Regions from separate parts of the Homo sapiens genome. Here regions 1, 2, 3, 4, 5 and 6 are each linked to region 7. The links are chromatin contacts, found by Hi-C or POLR2A ChIA-PET in ENCODE. All regions are on one chromosome and are shown on one strand. Each heading gives the region's core, a stretch centred on a gene start or an enhancer-like site at or near the end of the contact. The rest is flanking DNA. Distances are from core to core; before and after follow the strand shown. Region 1 holds the start of ANXA2R-OT1 (ANXA2R overlapping transcript 1). Region 2 holds the start of TMEM267 (transmembrane protein 267). Region 3 holds the start of FLJ32255 (a long non-coding RNA gene). Region 4 holds the start of ZNF131 (zinc finger protein 131). Region 5 holds the start of RAD1 (RAD1 checkpoint DNA exonuclease). Region 6 holds the start of ANXA2R-AS1 (ANXA2R antisense RNA 1). Region 7 holds the start of RICTOR (RPTOR independent companion of MTOR complex 2).

Evidence for each region. Hi-C counts contacts between places; a loop is a spot of excess contacts on that map. ChIA-PET counts read pairs that join two places held with the same protein, here RNA polymerase II (POLR2A). Pooled maps may share reads with other maps.
Region 1: a map of sigmoid colon shows a loop between it and region 7 (11-fold over the local background). The contact joins the promoter of ANXA2R-OT1 here to the promoter of RICTOR in region 7. A Hi-C loop is called at or near these places in 1 of 168 maps with a recorded cell type or tissue (sigmoid colon), 2 of 37 single-sample maps with no recorded cell type and 9 of 50 pooled maps. POLR2A ChIA-PET finds 5 or more read pairs at or near these places in 1 of 52 experiments (RWPE1).
Region 2: a loop to region 7 is called in a pooled map, with 10 times the contacts of the local background. The contact joins the promoter of TMEM267 here to the promoter of RICTOR in region 7. A Hi-C loop is called at or near these places in 8 of 50 pooled maps. POLR2A ChIA-PET finds 5 or more read pairs at or near these places in 2 of 52 experiments (CD4-positive, alpha-beta memory T cell and CD8-positive, alpha-beta memory T cell).
Region 3: a loop to region 7 is called in a map of B cell, with 9 times the contacts of the local background. The contact joins the promoter of FLJ32255 here to the promoter of RICTOR in region 7. A Hi-C loop is called at or near these places in 1 of 168 maps with a recorded cell type or tissue (B cell), 1 of 37 single-sample maps with no recorded cell type and 8 of 50 pooled maps.
Region 4: a map of B cell shows a loop between it and region 7 (33-fold over the local background). The contact joins the promoter of ZNF131 here to the promoter of RICTOR in region 7. A Hi-C loop is called at or near these places in 2 of 168 maps with a recorded cell type or tissue (B cell and naive thymus-derived CD4-positive, alpha-beta T cell), 1 of 37 single-sample maps with no recorded cell type and 11 of 50 pooled maps. POLR2A ChIA-PET finds 5 or more read pairs at or near these places in 1 of 52 experiments (PC-9).
Region 5: a pooled map shows a loop between it and region 7 (9-fold over the local background). The contact joins the promoter of RAD1 here to the promoter of RICTOR in region 7. A Hi-C loop is called at or near these places in 1 of 168 maps with a recorded cell type or tissue (naive thymus-derived CD4-positive, alpha-beta T cell), 2 of 37 single-sample maps with no recorded cell type and 13 of 50 pooled maps.
Region 6: a loop to region 7 is called in a map of Calu3, with 13 times the contacts of the local background. The contact joins the promoter of ANXA2R-AS1 here to the promoter of RICTOR in region 7. A Hi-C loop is called at or near these places in 1 of 168 maps with a recorded cell type or tissue (Calu3), 1 of 37 single-sample maps with no recorded cell type and 7 of 50 pooled maps.

What each region holds. Positions count from the first base shown.
Region 1 is chr5:43,065,870-43,069,657 of GRCh38, forward strand. It overlaps ANXA2R-OT1 (ANXA2R overlapping transcript 1), which reads right to left and starts at 1,570. Exons shown (of 3, transcript NR_104651.1): 1 at 1,429-1,570; 2 at 1,218-1,288. It overlaps LOC100132356 (a long non-coding RNA gene), which reads right to left and starts at 1,102. Exons shown (of 1, transcript NR_034127.1): 1 at 1-1,102. LOC100506639 (a long non-coding RNA gene) reads left to right here and starts at 1,154. Exons shown (of 3, transcript NR_102752.1): 1 at 1,154-1,917; 2 at 2,101-2,348. RefSeq lists an enhancer at 782-1,181.
Region 2 is chr5:43,481,950-43,485,456 of GRCh38, forward strand. It overlaps TMEM267 (transmembrane protein 267), which reads right to left and starts at 1,916. Exons shown (of 3, transcript NM_022483.5): 1 at 1,873-1,916. C5orf34-AS1 (C5orf34 antisense RNA 1) reads left to right here and starts at 1,970. Exons shown (of 3, transcript XR_007058763.1): 1 at 1,970-2,052. RefSeq lists a silencer at 1,771-2,001 and enhancers at 1,947-2,790, 2,056-2,245.
Region 3 is chr5:42,991,346-42,994,951 of GRCh38, forward strand. FLJ32255 (a long non-coding RNA gene) reads right to left here and starts at 1,988. Exons shown (of 2, transcript NR_104643.1): 1 at 1-1,988. It overlaps LOC105374746 (a long non-coding RNA gene), which reads left to right and starts at 930. Exons shown (of 3, transcript XR_007058755.1): 1 at 930-3,606. RefSeq lists enhancers at 463-612, 953-1,162, 1,463-1,592, 1,862-2,156.
Region 4 is chr5:43,118,864-43,122,196 of GRCh38, forward strand. It overlaps ZNF131 (zinc finger protein 131), which reads left to right and starts at 2,051. Exons shown (of 7, transcript NM_001330707.2): 1 at 2,051-2,260; 2 at 3,176-3,314. The coding sequence starts at 3,191. RefSeq lists enhancers at 1,713-1,772, 2,570-3,138, 3,139-3,333 and silencers at 1,953-2,302, 2,733-2,992.
Region 5 is chr5:34,912,997-34,916,772 of GRCh38, forward strand. RAD1 (RAD1 checkpoint DNA exonuclease) reads right to left here and starts at 2,508. Exons shown (of 6, transcript NM_002853.4): 1 at 2,420-2,508; 2 at 1,699-1,965; 3 at 474-582. The coding sequence starts at 1,896. It overlaps BRIX1 (biogenesis of ribosomes BRX1), which reads left to right and starts at 2,715. Exons shown (of 10, transcript NM_018321.4): 1 at 2,715-2,901. The coding sequence starts at 2,743. It also overlaps a transcript of TTC23L not described here. RefSeq lists enhancers at 2,092-2,697, 2,144-2,203, 2,224-3,123, 2,698-3,303.
Region 6 is chr5:43,040,280-43,043,918 of GRCh38, forward strand. It overlaps ANXA2R-AS1 (ANXA2R antisense RNA 1), which reads left to right and starts at 1,855. Exons shown (of 2, transcript NR_015447.1): 1 at 1,855-3,288. All of the region lies in intron 2 of ANXA2R-OT1 (ANXA2R overlapping transcript 1), which reads right to left. ANXA2R (annexin A2 receptor) reads right to left here and starts at 40. Exons shown (of 1, transcript NM_001014279.3): 1 at 1-40. RefSeq lists a silencer at 34-303 and enhancers at 1,349-1,428, 1,899-2,188, 2,388-2,925, 2,409-2,618, 2,699-2,898 and 2 more.
Region 7 is chr5:39,072,400-39,075,986 of GRCh38, forward strand. It overlaps RICTOR (RPTOR independent companion of MTOR complex 2), which reads right to left and starts at 2,000. Exons shown (of 38, transcript NM_152756.5): 1 at 1,930-2,000; 2 at 1,712-1,759. The coding sequence starts at 1,978. RefSeq lists enhancers at 833-1,359, 1,886-2,412 and a silencer at 1,298-2,197.

The DNA.
Region 1 (3,788 bases), core at 320-2,819, 4.0 Mb after region 7:
GTCAGACTAAGAAATCAGGAGTTTGAGACCAGCCCAGGCAACATGGCGAAATCCTGTCTCTAGGAAGGATACAAAAAATTACCCGGGCGTGGTGGCGCGTGCCTGTGGTCCCAGCTACCCCGGAGGCTGGGGTGGGAGGATCGCTTCAGCCCGGGAGGCGGAGGTTGCAGTGAGCCGAGATCGCGGCACTGCACTCCAGCCTGGGCGACAGAGCCGGACCCCGTATCAAGAAAGAAAGAGAAAAGAAAAAGAACCAAAGAAAAAGAAAAGTCACCATCGCACGGTTAAGTCTGCCTTGCTACAGCTAAACAGTGACTTCCTAGGACCAAGAAATCGCAGCCAGGGCTAGACCGATGCCCTAAATCGGGACTTGCTTAGGCTGAGAAATCACATTTTGGCTAGTTATTTGGACAAGAGGTAGAAATAGCGGGCACCGCGAAATCGAAACTTGCTAGGACCAAGAAGCCAACGACGGGCGAAACCGCAGGGGCCTGCGATAGAGACGCCAGCGGCGCCGCCGGGGGACTGGGTTCAGGAGGCCGAGCAGGAACCCGTGCGTCGGCGCTCGCGGCGCTGTGAAGAGACGGCGTCCGCGCAGCTCCTCTGCCTCTGGCTCGGAGGAGCGGCGGGCTCCCCCGCCCAGCGCCGGCGTCGCCCGGGAACCCCAGACTCTGCGCAACTGGCTGCGATTCCAAATCCCTCAGATCGGCTACCAGAGCGCTGCCGCCACCGAGAAAATGGAGGCACCGAGGAACAAGATGTGCCGCGACCAAGAGAACTCGGCTTGGCGAAATGGCGGTGCTGGGACCCTAAGAGTGACGCCAGCCGGAGGAGTTCCCAAGGACAACATCCATTTTGGCGGAACCAACGGTGTTGTCACGCAGAAAATGTCGACCCTCGGAAAAGAGAGGTTCTGCGACCGAGAAATTCGGTGCAACAAGTGCTGTGACAGAAAACCCCCCGCTCGGCGCTGCTGGCGAAAGAGCCAACAAAACGCTGGGTGCTGCCACCGTGACACCGACTTTAGGACCCCGGCCTCGGATGGAGAAAGGAGGGTACGGAGCCACCACATAACTTCCTAATGTCTTCAAATAGCGAAAGTGCTAGCCGGAAACTGCCGGCTGGGTTTACCTATTGGTGCTCGTGTGGGACTAGCAGATTCGAGAAACCAGCGGGACTGGAACCTAGTACACTTCGGCAGTTGAGAAATGACTTACCAGGACAAATACTGCTTCTGGCTCGATGGTGCTGCCCATGAACATCCGCCGGCTCTGAGAAACGAGCTGCACTGTCAGTGAGAAACCGTGGGCACTGAGAAACGAGCGGACTGCAACTGATAACTGCCCACCCAGTGCCACTACGACAAAGTGCTGCTGGCACTACTCCCACCCTCCGTCCTCAAATCAGTCCCCTCCCGCCTAAGAAGACCTTTATTTTTCCTAGCGAAGTCATACTGAGGGCCCCATCAACCGATCCCTTGCGATGCGCATGGGAAAAGGAGGCAGTATAGGGACCGAGAATCGGGCGGATTGGGCTGGCCCTGGTAACAAAAGCCATCCGGGTCGCCAACCGTCTTCCACTGCAAGAAACAAACCTTCCAGTGGCTGGGCTCCGCCCTTCTCCTTGGTCAGAGCCCTCCAGGCTCCTAAGGGCGAAGCCGACACCTCATCCCTTTGGAACTTGAAGTTCTCAGTCCAAGACCTCCGTGGAGAGTGAAAGACTCAATGCCTCCTGACCGAGGCTTCAGGCCTGCCCCGGCAGCTAGGTACCTCTCCAGGGGATGGAACTCTGTGGGAACTGCTATTTAATTCTGATGGTTAACTCTGTCAGATGGCCTTGATATATGGGAATAATCGTTGCAGGAGGGTAGGGGAAATAAGAATCGCAAGACTCTAGCACAGGACGTGTGGATTGATGGTGAGGCCTTTGCTCCCTCTCCCCTTGAAATCCTCAAAGGGCAGTTCCCGATTTCTATCACCTTTGAAATTCATCCCTGATGTCTTCTCCATCTTTGGGAAGTGCAATGCAATTTCAAGCTCTTGAATCTTCCCTCTCCCACATTTGTCAAATATACTGACGCTACAAACTCCTTTCTTACAGGAAACCTGAAACTGCCATTGAGCAGAAGGAAAACATCCCTTTCCAGAACCTTTCTCGTTTTTCTAAAAATCTGCACTTTTGGAAGTGATCCCCCAAAGAGACCTCCAGACTCTACCATGAGTGTCTCCAGCTGAACTCATCGTGTCTAATCCTCACCCTAGCTTATCCTGTTCAAATCATTTCCATCTTTTTCTGGATGAACCTGGGCGGATGTCAGACCAGAGAAGAGCACAGAATGTACCAGAGAGGTAAGAAGACCCATTTTGGGCTCTCACTTCTCACCCACTCCCAAGATGGTCACCTCCAGTCTTCCCCCCTATACCTTACCCTTTCTTCAGCTAGCCAAAACCTGCCCTGGTACTTGAGGCTTCTTCAGTTGCCTTCTTTTGCAGGCAGTAGAATAAAGGAAAGAGGGCAGTGTCAATAGAAGAAAAGTTACAGCCACTTTATCTAATTGAAGATACTGTGCAGAGCCTTTGAAAAAACAAAATATCTCACCCACCATTCCTCTCTCCGTTTCCACCCTAGCTTCCTATTTTAGCAAAAATGGTGGGATCAGCACCTCTGGAGGGAAGGGGTCACTCTTCCAGGTTAGGAATGTGGACAGGAGTTATGGAGCTTACTTCCCTAAAGGAGGAGGCATTCTAGTTCCGGCATTCAGATTCTGTCTGATTCCAATATGGTGTTTGTGTGGGGTGGTCAGAGAAAGGGCAAGTCGGCAACTGTATATTCCTCAGCAAGAGACTATAAGACATTTGCATTTGGAAAATCAGGAGAGATGCTGATATGGTTTGGCTCCGTGTCCCCACCCAAATCTCACCTTGAATTGTAATAATCCCCATGTGTCAAGGGTGAGACCAGGTGGAGATAATTGAATCATGGGGTTGGTTTTCCCCATGCTGTTCTCGTGTTAGTGAGTGGGTCTCACGAGATCTGATAGTTTTATAATTGCCTGGCATTTTCCCCTGCTGGCACACATTCTCCTGCGGCCCTCTGAAGAGGTGCCTTCCATCACGATTGTAAGTTTCCTGAGGCCTCCCCAGCCATGCAGAGCTTTGAGTCAATTAAAACTTCTTTCTTTATAAATTACCCAGTCTTGGATATTTCTTCATAGCAGTGTGGGAACAGACTAATACAGATGTGGTAGAGTTGGGTGCTGGGTGGCAATGCTAAGTGTATGCAGGTTCTAGGCACCAGATCAAATCTGGAATGCAAACTGTGGGACACAAACCACAAATGATGCCCAGCCTTTAATACTTTCTTTCATTGTTTGTCATATAGAAGAAGAAACAAAGAATAAAGAAAAGCATTTTTTTTGAGACGGAGTCTCGCTCTGTTCCCCAGGCTGGAGTGTAGTGGTACGATCTCGGCTCACTGCAACATCCACCTCCCAGGTTCAAGTTATTCTCCTGCCTCAGCTCCCAAGCAGCCAGGATTACAGGTGCATACCATCACACCTGGCTAATTTTTGTATTTTTAGTAAAGACAGGGTTTCACCCTGTTGGCCAGGCTGGTCTCAAAGTCCTGACCTCAAGTGATCCACCTGCTTCGGCCTCTCAAAGTGCTGGAATTACAGGCATGAGTCACAGTGCCCAGCCGCAAAGTATATTTTTGTAAAATTTCATCAAGATAAATCTGGCTAAACCAATAAACTAATAATAACAAAACTTGGGTTATTGTTGACTAAA
Region 2 (3,507 bases), core at 666-3,165, 4.4 Mb after region 7:
CTCCTGCCTCAGCCTCCCGAATAGCTGGGACTACAGGCGCCCGCCACCACGCCCGGCTAATTTCTTGTATTTTTAGCAGAGACGGGGTTTCACCCGTGTTAGCCAGGATGGTCTCGATCTCCTGATCTCGTGATCCGCCCGCCTCGGCCTCCCAAAGTGCTGGGATTACGGGCGTGAGCCACGGCGCCTGGCCCCTACTGTCTACTGTTTTAAGCCTCTAAGTTTTGGTGTAATTTATTACACAATAGATACGTAGAAGAGAACTATTTCTATTTTTAAGGAAGGTATAATTGCAGTTCCAGAACCCCACATTTCTGGCATCTATTCTACTCCAACTTTTGGTGCAGATATTTAACATCTGGCTCAGAGTCTGAGTATTAGAAAAAGAGAAATTTACTAAGTGTTCTTCCTGTATTACTTATTGTCTCTGAATAATACACCTAAGGGTACCCATTTTTCTTCTTAAACTTTTTATTTCCTTTTCCACTTCCTATTCCTCCCCCTACAAATAAAACGGACTCCCGAACCTCCTTTTACATATTCACTTTTGTTGATAAGGTTCCTTAAGAGTAGTGATCTCTTTTAAACTTGTCATGTTTAAAAATCCAGTGTGCTCAAGGTATTTAATAAATATTCCATTTTACTAATACAAGAGATAATCACATAATAAATCCGCAGCCTATGAACTAAAGATACTGTTTGGGATAGCTTCTCTGACATAACTGACATATTATAAATTCCTCCCTATGACTCGCAGAAGCCATTTTCTGCAATGGCCAAACTTTGTCACACCCCATCCCCCTTATAGCAAATACCACTAACTTTGGGGCCTTCAGAGTATACATAACAGTACTTTTCTCCTTCCTGAATTCCACAAACATATAATTAGCTGGTCACTTTAATTATACGCTATCATGTATTGTTTGCTAATAATCTCTTAGACATTATTTCTGTCAAAACAAATAAGAGCTGATACATTCTCTAAGTAAGTGTCATCTGTTTTAACTTTCCCTCTTCCCCACCAACCTTACACATTATATGCAAAAACCCAAGGTCAAAACACGGTCCAAATTCCAGAAACCGCCTTTATTATGCTTTACCAGTAAGTCTTCTTCACTGAACTGTAGTTGCTGTAAACTTAATATATTTAATTTCTTTAATGGAAAAATATCAAAAGCAGATGCCAAATCTGATGCAACTAACTGACAAAGGAAACACAAATCTTGCTTACTTTCACTGAAACTTTTTATAGCCATCAGATGTCTGCACTTAAAATGTTTAGTTCCTATGCCCATTACGAATAAAACAAAATTCTGTATTTCAACATGTTTCAAGCCTCAGAAGTTCCCAGACATCCTTTTCTGAGTCTGGTGTGATGCAATAATTTTTCAAATGTCATTTAAAAAAATGGGCCAGGCTGCAGGGAAAGGACCATGTCACACTCTCAGCATTCAAGCCTCAAAGGCTCCGGGGCACGAAAGGCTCTTACAACCGGTTAAGGACGGCAATGGGCTCCTTCGGCACGACTCCCGGAACCCCACCCTGGGCCAGAAAAAGGCCAGGGGCGCGGAGCGTAGGCGGAGGGCTGGGGTTCTAGGGATCTAGAAAAAGCGCGAAGCCGGAGGGCGGCGCCAGGGCTCCTCGCAGACCCCAGGGCCGCGGGACGGTGCCGGCTCGTGGGTCACACGCACCCAGGAGGCTCCTGGCTCCCGCGTGGCGGCTGTTCCAGCACGCCCTCCGACCCGCAACCGGACCCTCCAGACATCAGACTCAGTGGTCCCCCACCTCCGGTCTCCCACCTCAGGACGCAGTTCCGCGGCGTCCACCCGGCCCCCTCCCCTCAGTCCCACGCAGCGGCTCAGCCATACCCACCCCGGCTTCTCTGAGTTCAATCCAGCAGCAGCTCGAGCAGCGGCTCCGCCCCTCGGTCGGAGCCATAGAGACGTCGGCTGCCGGCCAGAGTGGCCTCAGACCGCAGCGTCGGCCGAGAGGACGCCGGGATACTGGCCAGCTCCAAGTCGAAAGGAAGCGACGCATGAGTTGTTTGGTGCGGTGGGTAGATACCTCGAGTTTCTCCTCGCCCACCGTAGGCCCCGACCCCTAAAAAGGAAACTTTTGGGACGTCAGAGTGAGAGGAGAAAAGTGTCTTTTTAGTTTAGTTTTGTCAAACCTGAGGATTCGTTTTTCAGTTTAGCCGGAGCTGTGCCGCAAACGTAGCTGCCGACATCCCCACGACGCACCCAAGTGGTGGCCCGGAAGCTGGGGATAGAAAAGTGGCCTCCCCGAATGCCAGGCACACAGGCCTTACTACCAGAAGCTTGAGCTGGGAGCCTCGGCCGTCGCATCTCTAAGGTGCAGCGATACGGCCAACTTCCTTCCGCGAAGCCCTCAGGGTGGGCAACGGAGCTTTTCACCAGACTGAGGGACCGGGCGACCTGGCCGACCGGCGGCTCCTCACCGCCCCCTTGGGGATTTCTTGATAATTCTTTGCCACGATGCGGGCGGATGTTGTGGAGCTACTGTTTGTAGATCGCAGTAGCGTGACAGCACTTAATCATGACTACTAAATCCTCAGAAGTCGAAAAAGCAAGTCCATACAGAATAGTTTGACCCTAATTAAATTGCGCTTACAAGATACAGTTTGTTTACTGGGACTTTGGCTAGGTCCCATCCCGTCTCTGCCTCAGAGTGGTGGTTGCTCTTAGCACCAAGGAAATACCAGCTTGACATTTGACTCTAGGAAGCACAGGCCCAAAAGAAGAGGCCCAAGGAGGGACATTCTTCTTTCCCTTTCCTACCTACAGTTTCTCAAACCAAGTGTCAGATGGAAAGCAAGGGGTGGTATCATCGTAATTATACAGTTGACCATAGAAAATAAATTTCAATCTCAAAGTAAACTCCTAGGCCACCCCCAGAATCTTAGAGTTTCTCAATCATAGAACTCATTTCTTGTCACAGTCTTGGTTCTTAGCCAATGTAAAACACCCAACTGACAGGGAAAATTAAACACCTTTTAACTCCCACACACCTTAAATGAGAATTTAAAGTATCTTTCAGCAAATGTATTTATAATTTTGAGTGCTTTTAGCCATGTTAAGGACAAATTTTCTCCTTCTGAATGCAGTAATAATTTGGCATTACCCTTTTGGCAGTGTGGTACAAAGTCTTATAATCTAGGCTTTATGGAGCTATTGAGGAACAACATAGATGGCTTCATGCAAACCCAAACAATGTAATAGTAGTTCTTTTCTCTGTAGTCGGTCTACTGCCTGTAGATGTTTATTCCTTTTTTTTTTTTTTTTTTTTTTGAGACAGGGTCTCCCTCTGTCACCCAGGCTGGAGTGCAGTGGTGCAATCATAGCTCACTGCAGCCTTGACCTCCTGGGCTCAAGGGATTCTCCGGCCTCAGCCTCTGGAGTAGCTGGGACCACAGGCACATGCCATCGTGCAGGTAATTAAGTTTTTTGTAGAGATGGGCATCTCGCTATGTTGCCCAGGCTGGTGTTA
Region 3 (3,606 bases), core at 738-3,237, 3.9 Mb after region 7:
CCCAAATATCAAGGACATCTGAATGAGTGAACCATCAGAATAAGGAGCGATTCCCACAGAGTTCCATCCCACAGGGAAGGGACGGGACCAGCGGGGCAGGCCTGAAGCCTGGGTTGAGCGGCGCTGTGCCTTTCATTCTTCACCGAGATCTCGGACCTAGAGTTTCCAGGTTCCGGAGGGATGCGGTTGTTGACCGCTAGCCTAGAATCCGTGAGGGCTGAACCGGGACGAAGGCCTAGGACAGAGAGGTGGTGTGGAAGGACCCAGCCGCGGCCACTGGAAGAGCAGCTTCCTGCAATGTAAAGTGTTCGCGACCTGCATTTGTTTTGCTTTCTTCCTGGAGGAGCCAAATCCGTCCCATTCTGGATCCTTATTCCAGCTCCTTTCCCTCTGCGAATCGCACTTGGTGGGTCGCGGGGCCCTCAGTAATTAGGGATCACGGATCAGCCAAGAAAAATACAGGTTTTCTTAAGCCTGAAGCCACTGACTTGAGGAGGGAGCGTGGGAGTAATGTCAGTAGCAGTTTTTTATTTCGTTTTCGTTTTTATTTTCTAGTCACTAGGCCACCAAAGAAAGTTCCACCCAACGGCCAGTCGATCCGTCGCAGCGACTCTCTTTTCCCTGAACGGAGGGTTTATGGCTGACACCTCCACTTGTTTCTCAGAGCCGGGGCTGACTGCCGGCTGCATCTTTGAATGGCGACCAAAAAAGACATGCATTTGTCTGGCAAAGTCGCTGGCGTTCGCCTGGTGCCCGCGCTTGCCGGGTCCTAGAGCAGCCAGATTTTCACACCAGCGAGTCCAGCGCCCAGCGCCACTCCGCCTTCGGATCACCGGTTTCTCACATCCGCAGCAGCACTGGCCTGACAGTTTTCCGGTTGCGACAGCGCTAGTTGAGCCAAACAAAACGTTTTCCTGCTTGCTCTGGGCGTCCCATTCTCCATCCGAGGCCTTCTAGTCCCGGTGTCACTGTCGCAGCACCTGGCGTTCGTTAGCTCTTTCACCAGCGGCGCGGAGCGGGCGGTTTTGCTGTCACGGCACATGTGGCACGGAGTTTCTCGGTGGCCGAAACCCTCTTTTTTCTCAGAGTCCAGTTTCTTGGTGACAGCGCTGTTGGTTGCGCCATAAGGAATGTTGTCCTTGACAACCCGCCGGCCGCAGTCATTCGCAAGCTCCAGGCACCGACATTTCGCAGAACTGAGGTCTCTCGGTCTCAGCACAGCTCGTTGCTCGATGCCTCCATTTTCTCGGGGCGACAGCACTCAGGTCGCCGATCTGAGGGATTCGGAGCTTCCCCAGCTGGGGTGAGCCTGGCGTTCCCGGGCGGCGGCGGCGGCGCTGGGCTAGGGGAGCCCGCCGCTCCTCCAAGCCGGTGACAGGGGAGCTGCCCGGGCGCCGTCTCTTCCCAGCGCCGCCGCAGAACCCGCAGAACAGCTCGACCTCCAGAACCCTGTGCTGTGGCGGCGGGGCTGGCGTGTCTGTCGCAGGACCCCGCAGATTCGTCTGTCGTTGGCTTGTTGGTCCTAACAAGTTTCGATTTCAGGGTGCCTGCGTTTCTTTTTCTTTTCTCTTCTTTTCCTTTTGTTTTGTTTTGAGACAGAGTCTCGCCGTGTCGCCCAGCCTGGAGTGCAGTGGCGCGATCTTGGCTCACTGCAACCTCCGCACCCCAGGTTCAAGGGATTCTACTGCCTCAGCCTCCTGAGTAGCTGGGATTACAGGCGCTCGCCACCACGCCCGGATAATTTTTGTATTTTTACTAGAGGCGGTGTTTCATCATATTGACCAGGCTGGTCTCGAACTCCTAACCTCAATAATCTGCCCGCCTCGGCCTCCCAAACTGCCAGGATTACAGCATGAGCCGCTGCGCCCAGCCGGTGACTACGATTTCTATCCCCTGGTTCAAGTCGGGGAATAGCCAAAATGTGATTTCTCAACCCAAGCAAGTACCCACTTAGGACAAACACCAGCCTAGCCCTGGCGGCGATTTCTAGGTCGTAGGAAGTCGATGTTTCGCCACAGAAAGGCTGAGTGACCCTGTGACTCATTTCCCAGCAACTCCGGGTTTCCTGTAGCCTAATCATAACAAACGCAGAGTTAGCCCTGCCTCAAGTTTCTTTTTTCTTTTTCTTTTTTTTTTTTTTTTTTTTTTTTTTTTTGAGACAGAGTTTCTTTCGTCCAGGCTAGAATGCAGTGGCGCCATCTCGGCGATCTCGGCTCACTGCAACCTCCACCTCCCGGGTTCAAGTGATTCTCCTGCCTCAGCCTCCCAAATAGCTGGGATTATAGGCGCCCGCCACCACACCCGGCTAATTTTTGTATTTTTAGTAGAGACGGGGTTTTGCCACATTAGCCAGACTGGTCTCAAACTCCCGACCTCAGATGATCCACCCGCCTTGGCCTCCCAAAGCCTCAAGTTTCTAAGTCGTGGCAAGTTCCGGCTTCCTACTAGTACGGCTTGCTTTAGCTGCGCAGGAGATGTTCAACTCCTGTAGAAATCTGTGTACCAGCGAATGCGATTCATTTAGGTTTAGCGATGACCAGTTTAGCAGTGCCTGGGAGCTCTTACACCAAGGCTAGCTGCGCAACATCAAGTCCCGCCTTAGCTATGTTGGTGTTTTTTAAACTCCCATGGAAGTCAGGAAATGCCGGCAAAAGCGATTTCTGGTTTACGAAGCTCGGTTTGACGATAGCAATTTCCGCCGAACGCGACTTTTTCCTCTTGTGGACCAAGTCGGGATATATCAGCTACTACGATTTTTTAGTCGTAAACAGGTTTAACCATGACTGGGTTTTGTTGGTTTCTTGTTGTTGTTGTTGTTTGTTTTTGTTTTTGTCCTAAGAAATGTAGACTTAGGTGTAACATGTACCGGTTTAGATCTAACAGGGATATCCTAATCACAGAATTGCTTCTTTTGGCAATACTTGTAATTTCTGCTTTGTAGGGTTGGTTCTCTCTAATTTTTGCTTATTTTTAAATGCTCTTTTTGTGTCTTTTGCTCTGAGAACAATGCTACCGGTAGTTTCCAGTGTGTTTGCTTTGCCTTTTTATTTGAATTTTAGAATTTATTATTTTAAAATTTTATCTTATTTAAATGTTATTCATTTTTCTTCTACTAATTTTGAGTATCACAGCTTCGTACTCCTTGACTTGCATTCTCTCAGGAGCTGGGGAGCCAAGCTCGGTCTCCGCTTCGGTGGTTTCAGGTCCCGGGTTCTGTCTGGCGGCTCTGCTTCTAATGCGGAGCTGGCGGTTTTGCAGCAACGCTTTTGCCAGTAGCGCCCACTGAGCGGTTTTTCAGTTGCTGCACCGTTCTTAGCGCCCAACGGAACGTTTCCCGTACGCGGAGTCCATAAGTTGTCTGTGTCGTCACTTTCTCGGTTCTGGCACCGCTAGTATCTCCTAGGAACTTCCTAAACCCGTTTTACGGTGCAGAACGGTAATTGCACCGAGCCTCTGTGCCAACTAGTACTTCCGTAATACCGTTAGCCGGCTCTTTTCCTGTCACAACACATTAAAACGTGTTAAAACACATTAAACGGATTAAACACATTAAACGGATTAAAACACATTAAAACGTCACAACACATTTAAACAGAGTCGGTCCAT
Region 4 (3,333 bases), core at 801-3,300, 4.0 Mb after region 7:
ACCAATTCAATCTACAAGCAGCTAGCCTATCACTCCTGCAGACTCTCTTTAAACAATCCCATCTATTCTTAACACTTCAATATTCCTTTTATGCTGTAAACTTGCAAATCTCTATCTCTACGGTTAGTCTTCTTCCCTAAACTATATGTAGGCCCATATATCCAAGGGCCTCTAACATTATCTCCTTATAATAACACCTCTGGTTCCATCCTCTCTCCCCATCCAGCTCCGCCAGTTGTATTTCCTATTTTGGTAGATGGTGCCAACAATCTACTGGCTCAAGCCAGAAATCCAGGAGCCATCTTTGACTATTCTTTCTCCCTTGTCACCAATATATCCAGCAATATTTATTTAGTATCTATGGCATGCTTTACAGCCAATGTTGGTTCTATCTCTAGATTTTTTTTTTTTTTTTTGAGACAGGGTCTCACTCTGTTGCCCAGGCTGGAGTGAAGTGGCACCATCTTAGCTCACTGCAGCCTCAACCTCCCTGAGCTCAAGTGATCCTCCCACCCCAGTCTTCCAAGTAGCTGAAACAATAGGTGCACACCATCACTAATTTTTTTGTATTTTGTAGAGACGATGTTTCACCATGTCACCCAGGCTGGTCTTGAACACCTGGGTTCCAGCGATCCTCCCCGACTGGGCCTCCCAAAGTGATGGGATTACAGGCCTGAACCACTGCGCCCAGCCTATCTCTAGATTCTGACCAGCTCTCTAATTCCATTTTCCCCCATGGTTTCATCTACATTACTAACAGTCTCCCAGTTGATCTCTATTCCTAGCAGCTTGTCCCATTTAATCTGTTCTCCATATTGGGGCTAGAATTATCTCTTTAAAAAGTACATCTTAGGATGTCACCATGCGGCAAGGCTTCCCCTTGCAAAAAGAAAATCTGACATCTTCAACACTTTTTATAAGGCACCCTTGTGCGTCTATCCAGCAACATTGTTTCAGTTTCCTGAATGCTATAATCTTGGTGCCTTTGCATGTGCTATACTTTTGGCTAAGAACACTTAGACTTCACATCACTTAAAAACATTTTTTGTTTTAATACAGATGGGGTCTCGCTATGTGCCCAGGCTGGCCTCAAACTCCTGGGCTGAACTCCTCCTCCCCAACTCGGCCTCCCAAAGTGCTGGGATTACAAGCGTGAGCCACCGCGCCCGCCCACATCTCTTCTTACAGGTCAACTGGCTTTCCTTGACACCCAGTTACTTCGTTCTTCAGGTGTTGCAAAACTCATCAGCAAGCACCTAGGCAATTACTGTTCAAAATATCTATGCAGTCTACTAGACTTAAGATTCAGAAAGGCAGAAACCACATATACCTTGTTCACAGCTGGACTTCTCAGTGTCTAGTACTAGGATTCTCAATACATATCTGTTGAAGTTATGATGACATTATTACCATATAGCTATTTGAGTTCCTCCGTAATCCCAATTCTCAAGTTCTTTGAGAGAAAAAAATAAGTAAATCTCAATTATAGAATTATCCTCAAAATGTATTTATATATAATATTTCTTTGGAGGAATTAAGGAAGCAGTCACATGCAGCTGACTGTGGGTCACTGGACTTTTTTTTTTTTTTGAGACGTTGTCTCGCTCTGTCGCCCAGGCTGGAATGCAGTGGCACTACCTCAGCTCACTACAACCTCCACCTCCCCGCTTCAAGCTATTCTCCTGCCTCAGCCTCCCGAATAGCTGGGATTACAGGCGCCCACCACCATTCCCGGCTAATTTTTGTATTTTTAGTAGAGACGGGGTTTCGCCATGTTGCCCAGGCTGGTTTCGAACTCCTGACCTCATGTGCTCCACCCGCCCAGGCCTCTCAAAGTGTTGGGATTACAGGCATGAGCCACCGCGCCGGCCTGGACTCTTTAAAGGAGTGGGGAAGGCCTGCACTAACGGGATCCGGTGTAAATAATTCTGAGCAGCTCCAGGTCCTGAGCCCAGCAAGCACGTGCTGCGGCAGGGCGCGGGGAGGGCGCGCTTCGCGGAGGAAGATTCCGGGCGGCCCGAACGTGCTCGCGCCCGTAGCTGCCGCTGCCGGGGCCGCGGCCGCCCGGGTGCCCAACCGAACGCACGTGCGCCAGCGGGGCCCGAGCAGAAGGGGAGCCCCGGCTCTCACGAAGAAAATGGAGGGCGACCCACGGGTTAGGGGTCAGGAAAGGCGTGGGGCGCATTATGCCCTGGGAGGGGAAAGCACGGAACAAGAGGCTCTGAGGGACGGAGAGGAAGGAGGGCGACCCACGAGCTAGGTAAGGCGGGCCAACCCAGGTCTCGGAAGGAAGGGGGCGGGGCAGGACGGGGCGGGAGGGGCCGCGCAGTAGCTGGGCTGTGAGGACGGTTGGCGAGTTCATTCCGGGCTCGGGTCGGGAAGTGTCCGCCCCTGGAGTCAAGCTGGGGAGGGTGAGAGGTTGAAGGGCAATGACTTAGGTTCCCAGCTTCTGGCCCTGCCAGGCTCTGCAGTAGCCCAAGCCCACCGCTGCCCGGTTTCTTCTCAGAGAGCAAGCCCTCGCCCTTCGTGAGCGCCAAATCCCCGCGCTCGGCCCCGCCCATCCACTGAGGGGTGTGGGTAGGGGCGTGGCCCGTTCCCTTGCTGGTCGGCGCCCGGAAGGCGTCCGCGTCAGCCGGAGCTCGACGCGGTGACGGTGTGCGTCGACGTAAGTGACGCGCAAGCCTGGGCCGCTCCTCCTTCCCTCAGTGAGTGCCGGCCCGGTCGGGGCGGGGGAGAAGAGGGAGGGCGGGGGAGGGAGAGGCGACCCGAGAGTCGTTGTGGGTCGCGGGCCGGACCGGGTCCCGGGGCGGTGGGAGCCCCGGCCGGGCAGAAGGGCTTGGCGGGCCGTTAGAGGACCGCCACGGCTGTCGAGTCCCCTCCCTTGTTGGACTTGCGCGCCCTGGCGCTCGGAACCTCCGGCGCTGTGCCCACCCCGCTCTAGCTCGCGTCTCCCGACTCCAATTAGGTCAGGCTCGGAGTCCCGCGGCCGCGGCTCCGGTCTCAACGCTCCGGGGCCGCTCGGCTCGCCTTTCTTCCCTCGCCTTTCTCTCCTCTTGCTTCACCCTCCCCCCTTCTTTTCACGTTGCTGGTTTTTTTTGTTGTTGTTTTATGCTTTAGGGGTTTTGTTCCTCGGCTCGAGCTCATGGGTGTACATTATCATGCTCTTCTTTTGTAGAGCAGCCCGACGGCCATGGAGGCTGAAGAGACGATGGAATGCCTTCAGGAGTTCCCTGAACATCATAAAATGATCCTCGACCGATTGAATGAACAGCGAGAGCAGGACCGGTTTACTGACATCACCCTAATTGTCGACGGTGGGTAGGGCAGTGGGCA
Region 5 (3,776 bases), core at 1,258-3,757, 4.2 Mb before region 7:
GTCTCAAAAACACCACAAAATCATTTGGCAAAATAGACATAACTTATAAAATATGGCTTAAAAGAAACAAATTTTGAACATAGTAAACTAGGAGTCAGAACTGGCTTTTGTTTTTCTCTGCCACTAACTAGCGGAGTAATTCTGGACAAGTTAGGAAAAAGAAGCAATTAAAACATTTCACAATGCTAAAAATATTTAAGACATGTCCAAAGTATTCTTTTGGCCAGTTCGAATTTACAATCCCTCAAAGCCTTGTAAATTAAAAAAAAAATGCAAATACTTTTACAAATATGAAAAGAATTATAAACACACTTGCAATTAACATTGTGAAATGTTAGAACCCATGACTGTGGCCACTGAAAAATGAATTGGCATTAGCTTTCTGAACCAATGTTTATGTTCCAAATAACTTCCTGTATTTTTCTGACCACTATGTATAACACTTTTATGTCTTTATACTGATCATAGTTTACCTGGCATAGGACTTGATCCAAAAATAGATAAACAGTCTAAAAGGACAGTTAAATTAATTCGAAAAGTAACAGACTCTTCCTGAACTTTAAACTCCTGAAATATTCCAGCCTATGAAAAGAGTAAAAATGAAAATTGTTACATAAAAGAATAAAAACTAATAATATAAGGTCCTAGATTTCACTTTATACGTTTAAAAAATACAATACTGTGCTAATCCCATGAGAATAATTTCTGATTAGCAATCAAAACATCTTAGAGACATCCTTTGAAGCATCCTTATCTCCATTCCTGGATCTAAAACTATCCCTCTGTGACTCTCCCTTGTCTCGTTTTTGTGCCTATCACTACTGCTAAGGTCACTTGGAAAATAGACGAATGACTTGATAATGCATGAGCAACATTAGTTTCAACTTTTATTATGATTTTTTATTGATACGGGGGTCTCACTATGATTACCCAGGCTGGTCTTTAATGCCTGAGCTCAAGCGATCTTCGTGCTTCAGCCTCGGTCTCCTGAGCAGCTGGAAATACAGGTGTGAGCCACCATACCATGCCCCTGCATGAGGACAAGAACCGTGTCTTATTTACCTCTCTATCCCTGAGATCATGCTGTGCACTTACGTGTTAAAAAACGCTTAGTTGAACTTGCAATCCTATCTGAACCACACAAATATTACTTTGGAAGAACAAAAATTCTATTACAACCAGTAAAGGAAAAAAATACTCTTTAGTAATAGCATATCGCAGTGGAAAAAAGAGCATATATTCTGGAAACAAATATTCAGCGTTCTTATCCCAATTCAGCCACTTACCAGCTGTGGGACTGTTGGCAAATCACTTAAAATTGTGCCTCGTTTCCACATATATAAAACGGGAATAATAACAGAACCTACCTTACAGGACTATTGTTAAGATTAAATAAGTTAAACAATAAGAAGACTGTAGCCTAGCCAATAGCCTAGTTTAATAAACTTTAGTCATTACTAACCATTATCTCTGTAAAACAAGATGGGAAAAGAATTTGTTACCGGGAGAGAAAAAAAATTCAAGTAATGACGTTTTGTTCTCTAACTTAAGACTATTATTTATTTATTAAGTTATTTATTATGACTATTGACAAGTTATTATGACTATTAAGTTATTTTGTCTACTGAAACCTTCCGATTTCATTAAATTACATTTAGAGTATCTATGGCACAGGCTTAAAGGCGCCTACTTCCATACCTGAATAAAAGCATTTGCTTGCACACACTTTGCATTTTCCACTGTTACTTTGATACCATTTTTAGTTGCGAAACACGTGGCATGTTCTCGGAAATGAATAGCTTTCAAGATAGTGGAGAGATTCCTAACGTTGTCAAGGCTGGCCACAAGGCTGTACTGATCATCCTCGTCTTGGATCTGTTGGGTCAGAAGGGGCATCGTCCACTGCGCATTCGGCCCCGAGGGATGCTCCTGGGGCCAACAACTTCTCGGCGGATCGCCAAACACCTGAAGGGATTAGACAGTAAAACTCCCATCAGTGCTGGCGAGGTCCGGCGAGCTCCACCTGCGCTGAGAGGTGGAAAGGGGCTGGGAGGCTGAACACGGCTGACCAGGCCGAACCCCACCTATGTCACTTAACTATCTTTGTAATTCTGGAGGAAAATTATCTAAGCTACGGTTTCCTCGTCTCCGTAAGAGGACAATAACGTGAAAAGTTGTGAAGAATGAAGACACGCAACTGACACGGTATCTCCCGGCCAAACAGGAGCTACAAATCCGCGGGGAGTCGGTTTTGTGCAGCCCGCGCCACCAGCCCCGCCTCCAACAAAACAGGCGATGGCGGGGCGGGCCCGGAGTGTCCAGATAATCCTCCAAGAGTCCCAGACAACCCCATTCACCAGCCCGCCCGCGGGACAGCATCGCTTACTAGTCTCGGGGTCCCCGAGTGCGGAAACCCTACCTTTGCGGTGGGGTCTGGACGCCCGAGAGCCCTTCTCAGCAAAGTCCCTGAAGAGGAGCGAGGCGGCTCCGAGGAACCGCGGAGGAAGTGAAGCCAGTCCCGCCACTCTTCAGACCGGCCCTCCACCTCGGCCACCGTCACCACAGAGCTGAAGGAGGCCTAGAGAGCCGCGCGTGCCGCGCCACCGAGACCGGAAGGAGGCGGCACAGACCTGGAGGACGACCGCGGAGCTGAGCGCTTAGAGCCGCCGAACCATAGAGATCGGAAATAGGAGCGAGCGGCAGCGCCGGAAAGGAGGCCAAGAGCGCGGGCGGCGAGGCAAGATGGCGGCAACCAAGAGGAAACGGCGTGGAGGCTTTGCAGTTCAGGCGAAGAAGCCAAAAAGAAACGAAATAGATGCGGAGCCGCCAGCTAAGCGGCACGCCACAGCAGAGGAGGTGGAGGAAGAAGAGAGGGACCGGATCCCAGGCCCCGTTTGCAAGGTAGGAGGGGATGTCCCCGGGCTACACCTGCGGCGGCGGCTCTGTGCGCCTTTTCTTGGGTTACTTACTTGACTACAGCCTTGCTTAATTTCAGAGTAGCCCGGGTGTTAACGGTAGGTCGGTTTTAGCAATTCTCCCGGCCAGACTGGGCACGGAGTTTGCAGCTAATCCTTGTGCACGTGGCCGTCTTCCTGGAGGCGGCGGGTTTTAAAACCTTTACCCGGCCCACGGGGAAGCGACTTACAGGGTGCTCAGATCCAGCGTTCTTTCTTACTAGTTGTTCAGTTGTTTTTTTTTTTTAATGTTTTTGGAGAGTAGTGCTTTTCCTTGGTTATTTCTCGCTATTATTTCTCCAGTGATTAGTATGCCCATATACTGCCATAGTCAGCCACTCTCAGTCAGGGATCCTGAAGTACGTTAGGGGAGCCTTTAAAAAGTTGTTGCCCTTGGGACTGTGACTCTGACTTGTTAACCAGGTCATTAACTCAAGAGATACTGAAAAATAGACTAGGTAGTATGAGCTTTACTTGTATTCAACAGACATTGAATGTGCCATGCACTGTACCAAGTTAGGCTTCCTTTGGGTTTGAGATTGCAAAGATGACTAGAATGTGACCTCTTCCTCCTGAAATGTTGGAGTTTAGGAGGAAACTTAAGAATTCAAATAAGTTGATGGTTTTTATTCAAAAGAAGTGCACACAAGTTGTTAGAATTAGCTTTCATTCAACTAAGAACTCTTCTTAAGCTAGACAGAATACTGTGAACAAGGATTATCTTTGACATTAATTTTTGCGTCCTCCGCACTTAGCATAGTACTCTAGCGCGGAGTAGGTGATAAGTAAATGACCCCGTGTGGTGTGATGGCAAGCTCTAAG
Region 6 (3,639 bases), core at 605-3,104, 4.0 Mb after region 7:
AGAAACCGAAATGAAATGACACTAAGCAAATCTTGAAGAGAACTAGCGCTACAGAACGCAGGTATTCAAGAGCGCGCAAGGGCCAAGAACCACCCGTTTCCGGGAAATGAGCGTTGCTGCCACCGGAAAACTGTCTGCTAGGGCTCTGCCCTAACCACCTTGCAAACGAGAAACTGGCGCGTTGAACTTAGCAAGCGCCGGCACCTAGCGGATAGCGCTGGTATTGCCAAACAAATATCCGTTTTGGCGCCGTAAAGGGTGCTGCTAAAGAGAAACAGCATGCTCTTAGAACTAAGAGCGGTGCTTCCACACCTAAACAACCTGTTTGGAGGAATGAACCAACTCTGTTTCAATGTGTTGTACCAGAAAAATGTGTTGCGGCATTTAATGTGTTTTAATCCGTTCAATGTGTTTGATAGGTTTAATATGTTTTAACCCGTTTTAATGGGTTGTGACAGAAAAAGCGCCGGCTAATGGTACCACACAATTACTAGTGCGAACAGCGGCTCGGTGCAATCACCGTTCTGCACGGCAAAACGGGGTTCAGGAAGTTCCTAGGAGATACTAGCGGTTGTAGGAGCGAAAAAGTGACAGCACTGAGAACCTAAGGACCCCGCGAACGGGAAATGTCACGTTGGGTGCAGCAACTGAGAAAACGCCCAGTGGGCGCCACTGGCAAACGTGCTGATACAAAACCGCCAGCTCTGCATAGGAAGCGGAGCCTCCAGACAGAACCCGGAACCTGATACCAGCGAGGCTAAGACCGAGCTCGGCTCCCCGGCTCCTGAGAGAATGAAAGTCAAGAAGCACGAATCTGAGACGCTCAAAATTAGAAGAAAAAAAAAATACATAATTTAAAATAATGAAAGTCTGAAATGCAAGTAAAAATGAAAAACACATCGGTAACATTGTCCTCAGAGCAAGACACAAAAATAATTTTAAGGTAAGCAAAAGTTACAGAGAACCAACCCTACAAAGAAGAAATTACAAATATGGCTAAGCGATGCAATGCCTACCATTAGAATATTTCTGTCAGATCTAAACCCCTGCAGGTTGCTCCTGTCATAATTTCCTACGAGAAAAAAAACAAAAATATCCACGGTTAAACGTGTTTAGCTACGTCTAAAAAATCGTAGTAGCTGGTACATCCCGATTTGGTCTACAAGAGGAAAAAGTCTCGATGGGCAGGACTTGCTATTGTCAAAGGGAGCTTGGTAAAACTGAGACATCGCGATCGCCGGCATTTCCTGACTTCCACGGGAGTTTTAAAAACACACAAGCATAGCTAAGACAGGACTCGATATTGCGAAACCAAACTTGGTATAAGAGCTCCCAACACTGCTAAACTGGTCATCGCTAAACCTTTAAAAAAAAAAAAAAAGCATTCGCTGGTACCCAGATTTCCACAGGAGTTAAACATTTCCTGCGCAGCTAAAGCAAGTCTTACCAGTAGGAAACCGGAACTTGCTAGGACTAAGAAACTTGAGGCTAGGCTGACCCCATGGTTGTTATGATTAGAAATCCGAGGCCACTGGAAACCCGGAGCTGCTGACCAACGAGTCACAGGGTAACTTCGCCTTCGCATGGGGAAACGGGTGAGTTCCTACGGCCTAGATATCGCAGCCAGGGCTAGACCGGTGTTTGTCTTAAGTCAGGACTTGCTTGGGCTGAGAAAATACATTTTGGCTATTCCCCTACTTGGACAGAGGGTGGAAATCCCAGGCACCGCGAAATCGAAACTTGCTAGGACTAAGAAGCCAACGACGCGCGAAACCGTGGGGTCCTGCGACAGAGACGCCGGCGGCGCCGCCACAGGACTGCGTTCTGGAGGCCGAGCCGGAACCCGTGCGGCGGCGCTGGGAAGAGACTGTGCCCCTGCAGCTCCCCTGTCACCGGCTCCAAGGAGCGTCGGGCTCCCCCCGCCCAGCCCTGCAGCACCCATCCGGCAACGCCAGACTCGGCGCAACGGGGGCAGCTGCGACTTTAAATCTCTCAGATCCGCGGCCTGAGGGCTGCCGCCACCGAGAAATGGAGGCACAGAGCTGTGAACAAGAGACCACGGCTCGCCGAAATGGCGGTGCCAGGAGCCTGAAAGGGAATGCAGCCGGCGGGGTTGTCAAGGACAACATTTGTTTTGGCGCAACCAGCGGTGCCGTCACCAAGAAACCGTCGACTCTGAGAAAAAAAGAGAAGTTCGGCTACCGAGAAACTCCGTGCAGCAAGTGCTGTGACAGCAAAACCGCCGGCTTCGCGCCGCTGGCGAAAGAGCCAACGGAAACGCCGGGTGCTGCGACCGCGAAGCCGGCACTAGAGGGCCTCGGATGGAGAAAGCCCCGCACCGAGACGAGGAAACTGTGCACAGCACGACTAGCAGTTGACACAAACAGAAAAGTGTCTCGTCTGCTCTCTGGGAGAAAGCGTGGATCAAAACCAGCAACTCAGTGGAGAGAACCCCGCAGCCACTGAAGAAGTTGCCCACGTGGCGGTGGGGCCAGAGAAACACCGCGATTTCGACGACAGCCGTAGGGATACCACAGAGAAACATGCGCGGCCACAGAAGTACATCCAGCTCCGCGCAATCAGTGGTTCTGCGATCCAGAAACCGCCAGCTGGGCTAGACTAGAAACTTCTAAAAAACTGTCGTCCCATAGCAGCTTTCCTAACCACGACAGACAGTCGCCTTTAGAGAGCACCTAACGGTGCTGAGACCGGCCTGGGCCAGCAAAAGCGCAGAGCGGTGCCAGTGCCAAGAAACGCCCGACTTGGTGAAACCAACCTTGTGACCACCGATTCCACTGGCTTCGCAGGACGCAACGGGCGAAGGCGCGGCGGAGAAACCGCAGGCTCCCTTCACCGATTATGCTGCGGGCTGGGGATGGTGGGGGGCACCCGCGAAATTGTGAAACCAGCGGCGCTGGGACCCAGCGATCAGCTGCCCGTAGCAAATGTCTGTGCAGTTGCAAAAGATAATTTTTGGCCGTGAGAAGGTTGCCGCCAGAGAGCGTCCGATAACGCTGACAAAGGCGTGGCGTTGCCAGTGAGAAACAGCCGGCGCTGGGAAAGGAACGGTGCAGCGACCGACCAACTGCGCGCTCGGTGCCACCAAAGTGCTACTGGCTCTACCCACTCTGTCCCCCACGGGCTTAGGGAAGTCTGATGTCTTTTTCTTTTCTTTTTTCCTCTGTCGCCTAGGCTGGTGCAGTGGTGTCATCTTGGCTCAGTGCAGCCTCGACTTCCTGGGATCCAGCGATCCTCCCGCTTCAGCCTCTAGAGTAGCCGAGACCACAGGTGAGTGCTACCACCCCCGTCTAATTTATATATATTTATATATATAAATATATATATTAAAATATATATTTTATATTTATATATAATATAAATAAATATATAAATATAAATATATATTTTTATATATTATATAAAATATATAAATATATATTTATTTATATATTATATATAATATATATATTATATAATATATATATTATATAATATATATATAATATATAATATATATATTATATATAAAATATATTATATATAATATATATAATATATTATATATTATATATTATATATAATATATATAATATATTATATATAATATATAATATATAATATATTATATATAATATATAA
Region 7 (3,587 bases), core at 750-3,249:
GAGAAACCACTATATATAGGAGCTCGACGAACTCAATTTAAAATACAACTATATATTTCCAGCACCACATCTGAGCAGGTTTTTAATGCACAAGTTAAACTCAAGTTTATTAAGGGCTCCCTTCACCTTCATCTAAAACACATATGCCTGTATATAAATTAAATCACTCACTAATTACATCTTTTACAGACCTGAAATTGTAGAAGTTATCCTTGTTAGGAAGTTTTCTAGTGAATCTATTTTATATAGATTTTTCACATGTGTGTTATAGTCAAGTTTCCAAACAGTTGCACAGAAGTCAAAAGCTTTACATCTTTCTATACTAATTCTCAAAACCGATCTGCTGAAAAAAATGGTGGAAATTAGTGCATTGATAATCTAATTAGTAGCCATTTTCAGGATTTAAGCTCTACTATATTGTATTATATTTTAGAAACTGTCTTGTAAAAGGACCTAGTTCACCCAAAACTAAGTCCCTGAACTTTCAGAATAAAATATTAAGTTATAAAAATGTACTCTTGTAGCTAAGTGAAAGCTGACCATTCAGTTTATAAAACAGTAATCTTACATCGTGATAAGCAAAATAAAACAAATTAGAAAATGCACTATGCTTTCACTCTAGCCGTTGTCAACAAGGAGCCCAGCTTTAACAAATTACTGTAGATAACAGTCATTACGTCAGGTACGACATAGGGTAAAAAACTGATCTCATACAGAATGTCTACAACAAGTTTTTTTGTTTACTTCCTAAGGTGTTTTATAGACCTCAGAAACTGATTCTGTACAGCTGAACCGGGTTACACTCCAAGCTACAGCCCGTGTGAAATATGACTTCGTCGGAATCAGTAGGCTCAATCCTGTTTACCGTGGAAGAGAAAAGAATCTTGTACGTAACTACTAAATCTTCAACGAGATAATGTCGAATAAACTCTAGTACTGTAAGTGATAGAGGAAACACTGGCTAGTAACGGGATTAGGTCATTAAAAATATCACCCGAGTTTCCCCAGTTCGGAAGGTGTAAACAAACCCATCTCCACTGCAGAAGGTAAACAATGAACCTGCAGCAGGGTGAGGGGGCGGTCTTTAGCCAACTACAGTCCCAGCGGCCCGGGAAAGGGAAGCAGAAGGGAAACAGCATAAACCAGACATTTAGCAGTAATGACCAGTTCTAGGTTTCACTACCAAGTTATCAATGCTGCGGGTCCCCACAGGACGGTGGGCAAAGGGGAAAGCAGTCACGCAGTCGGCAAGCACCGAGCAGGTCCGGCTTCTGCTCCGGGGACGGGGAGGGCAGGATGTGGTCGCTCTTCCCTCAAACATCCTCCTGCAACCTAAATAACAGCCTCTACCTCCCTCCAGCTGCCCCTAGCTTGGGCTGCCGGACTCCGGGATAGGTGCAAACCACTCTGCCGGAGCTCGAGCCCAGAGGGTCGCCGGGTCTGCCGAGTTCCACTCGGGGCTCCCCCGCACCCGCAGCAGCCCGAGGCCCGGAGAAGGGCTCGGGCGAGGGAAGCGGGCGCTGGGTAGGGGGATGGGTCCGGCGAGGCGGCCCCGGGCTCGGTTCCCGCGGGCCGGCAGGCGGGGCTCCGGCTCTGGCCCCCGCACCCCGCCGGTCCCGTGCGGGGCCCGCCCCTGCCTCTGGCCCCCAGCCCCGGACCCGGCTCCTCCCCAGCAGCGCGCCCTCGCGGCGCCCGCGGCGCCCCGCGTTACCTCGGGTCAGATCCAGCGGGACGTTCTCCTCGCCGCTGTCATTCCGCCCTGCGCGAAACAGACACACAGCCCCAATTAGGATTGGCTCGCAGGCCAGCTGCGGCTGCCCTGGCTCCGGCCAGCGCCCCGGCTCGCTCCCCAACCCAGGGCCAGGGGAAGGCAAGTGCCAGGGGTGGCGGGCGCCGGGCGGTGGGGAGTGAGGGTTGCAGCGGGCTTACCTCGTACTCGGAGGTTCTTCAGAGAGCGGCCGCGGCCGATCGCCGCCATATTGACGGGTTTCAGTCACAACACCGGAAACCTCGCCCAATCGCGCGAGAACCCCTTCCCCTCCCCGCGCGCCGCGCCCGCCCCCCGCGGCACCTCCCCCGCCCCCTCGGCGGCGACGGCGGCGGGTGGTGCAGGCTCGGCCCCAGCGCTGAGGGAGCACTGAGCCGACCCAAGGTCTGCAAGGAGTTCGCGGCACCCGCCCGCCCACGCCGGACCCGGAGGGCACGTCCGCCGGGAGGGGCAGTTCCCACGAGGAAAGTCCCATTGATGCGAGTTGGCAGTGTAGAGGATGCTCCCCTCCGGCCGCCGCGGAAGCCGTCGTCCAAATGCAGGCGAGCGGGGAGGAGGAGGCCGGGATGCGGCCGGCGGGCCACCTGCTCTCGCCGGCCTGCCAGTCTCCTGCTTGCTCTGAAGCCCTGCCATAGACGGCCCCGCTCCCCCGTGTATCCACTGAAACATTTTTTTATAAAAACGCTGCGCACAGTTTTAGACTCCTTTCCTGGAATCGCTTTGCTCCAACTAAGTTAACACGTAACAAAGTTTGTTTTCCAGCCTCGCCCTTGATCTTCAGAATGCCCCTCTCGGCTAGGAGGGCTTCTCCAAGTGGAAGTGGTTAGGCAGTTTTGTTTTTGGCCGCCAGGCGTAGGACGCGAGAAGGGGGTGCAGCGGCCGGGGACCAGGGCGGCGGTCCCCGCGGTGGGATCGCGCCAGCGCCGGGAGGCCGGGGAGAGGGTGTTCTCTGCCGGGAGCCGAGGCGAGGCTGCTGGGTACTGTGTCCGGCTTTTATGGCTCTGCAGCTCCTAGGATCGTGGCTCATGCAGGTGTTGTGGATTAATCTATTTTATGCATAAGCCTATTAACATTAGGGATTTTAATTCTAGAAACTGCTTAGTTAATACGTATGTGTACACACACACACACACACACACACACACACACACACACACACACACACACACACACACACACACACACCTGGCCACTGACCCAGCAGCTTTCTCTTGAACTACATTTACTTTAAAGAGAGGAGCGATTTGTCCTCTCCAGTTCCTCAGCTCATCTTTCTATTCCATGAGACTGAAAGTTAATTAAAAGTGGAGATCTAGCCTTAACCAGTTCTGTTTTCCCAGCTCCCAGTTAATGCAATATCTGGCACAAATAAGTATTCAATAAATATCTGTTGGATGAGTAAGTGCCCTGGATTTCTAATTTATTCCAATTCTCTGCTTACTTTAAAAAAGAAAAAAAAAGCAATATTGGGGATATTTGTTGAAGTTGTTAATAAGAGTGAACATTTGGAAACACTTAAATGACCAAAGGTAGGGATTATGTAAATTATGTCAACGATTAAAAGTGAAGAGGTAGACTTAGTAATAGGAAATAATGTTCATGATATTAAATCAAGCAAAATATTACAAATTTCCTGTTTTATAATAAAAGTTTAAATATGTACGAAATTAAAAATATACATTATAAAATATTTTATATGTACATGTATGTTGAAAAAAGTCTGAAAATATACATGAAAATGTTAGCTGATTTTCTCCCCTCATTTGTGGAATTACACGTGCACTTTTTTGTTCTTGTTTGCTTGTCTCTACTTTTTAAA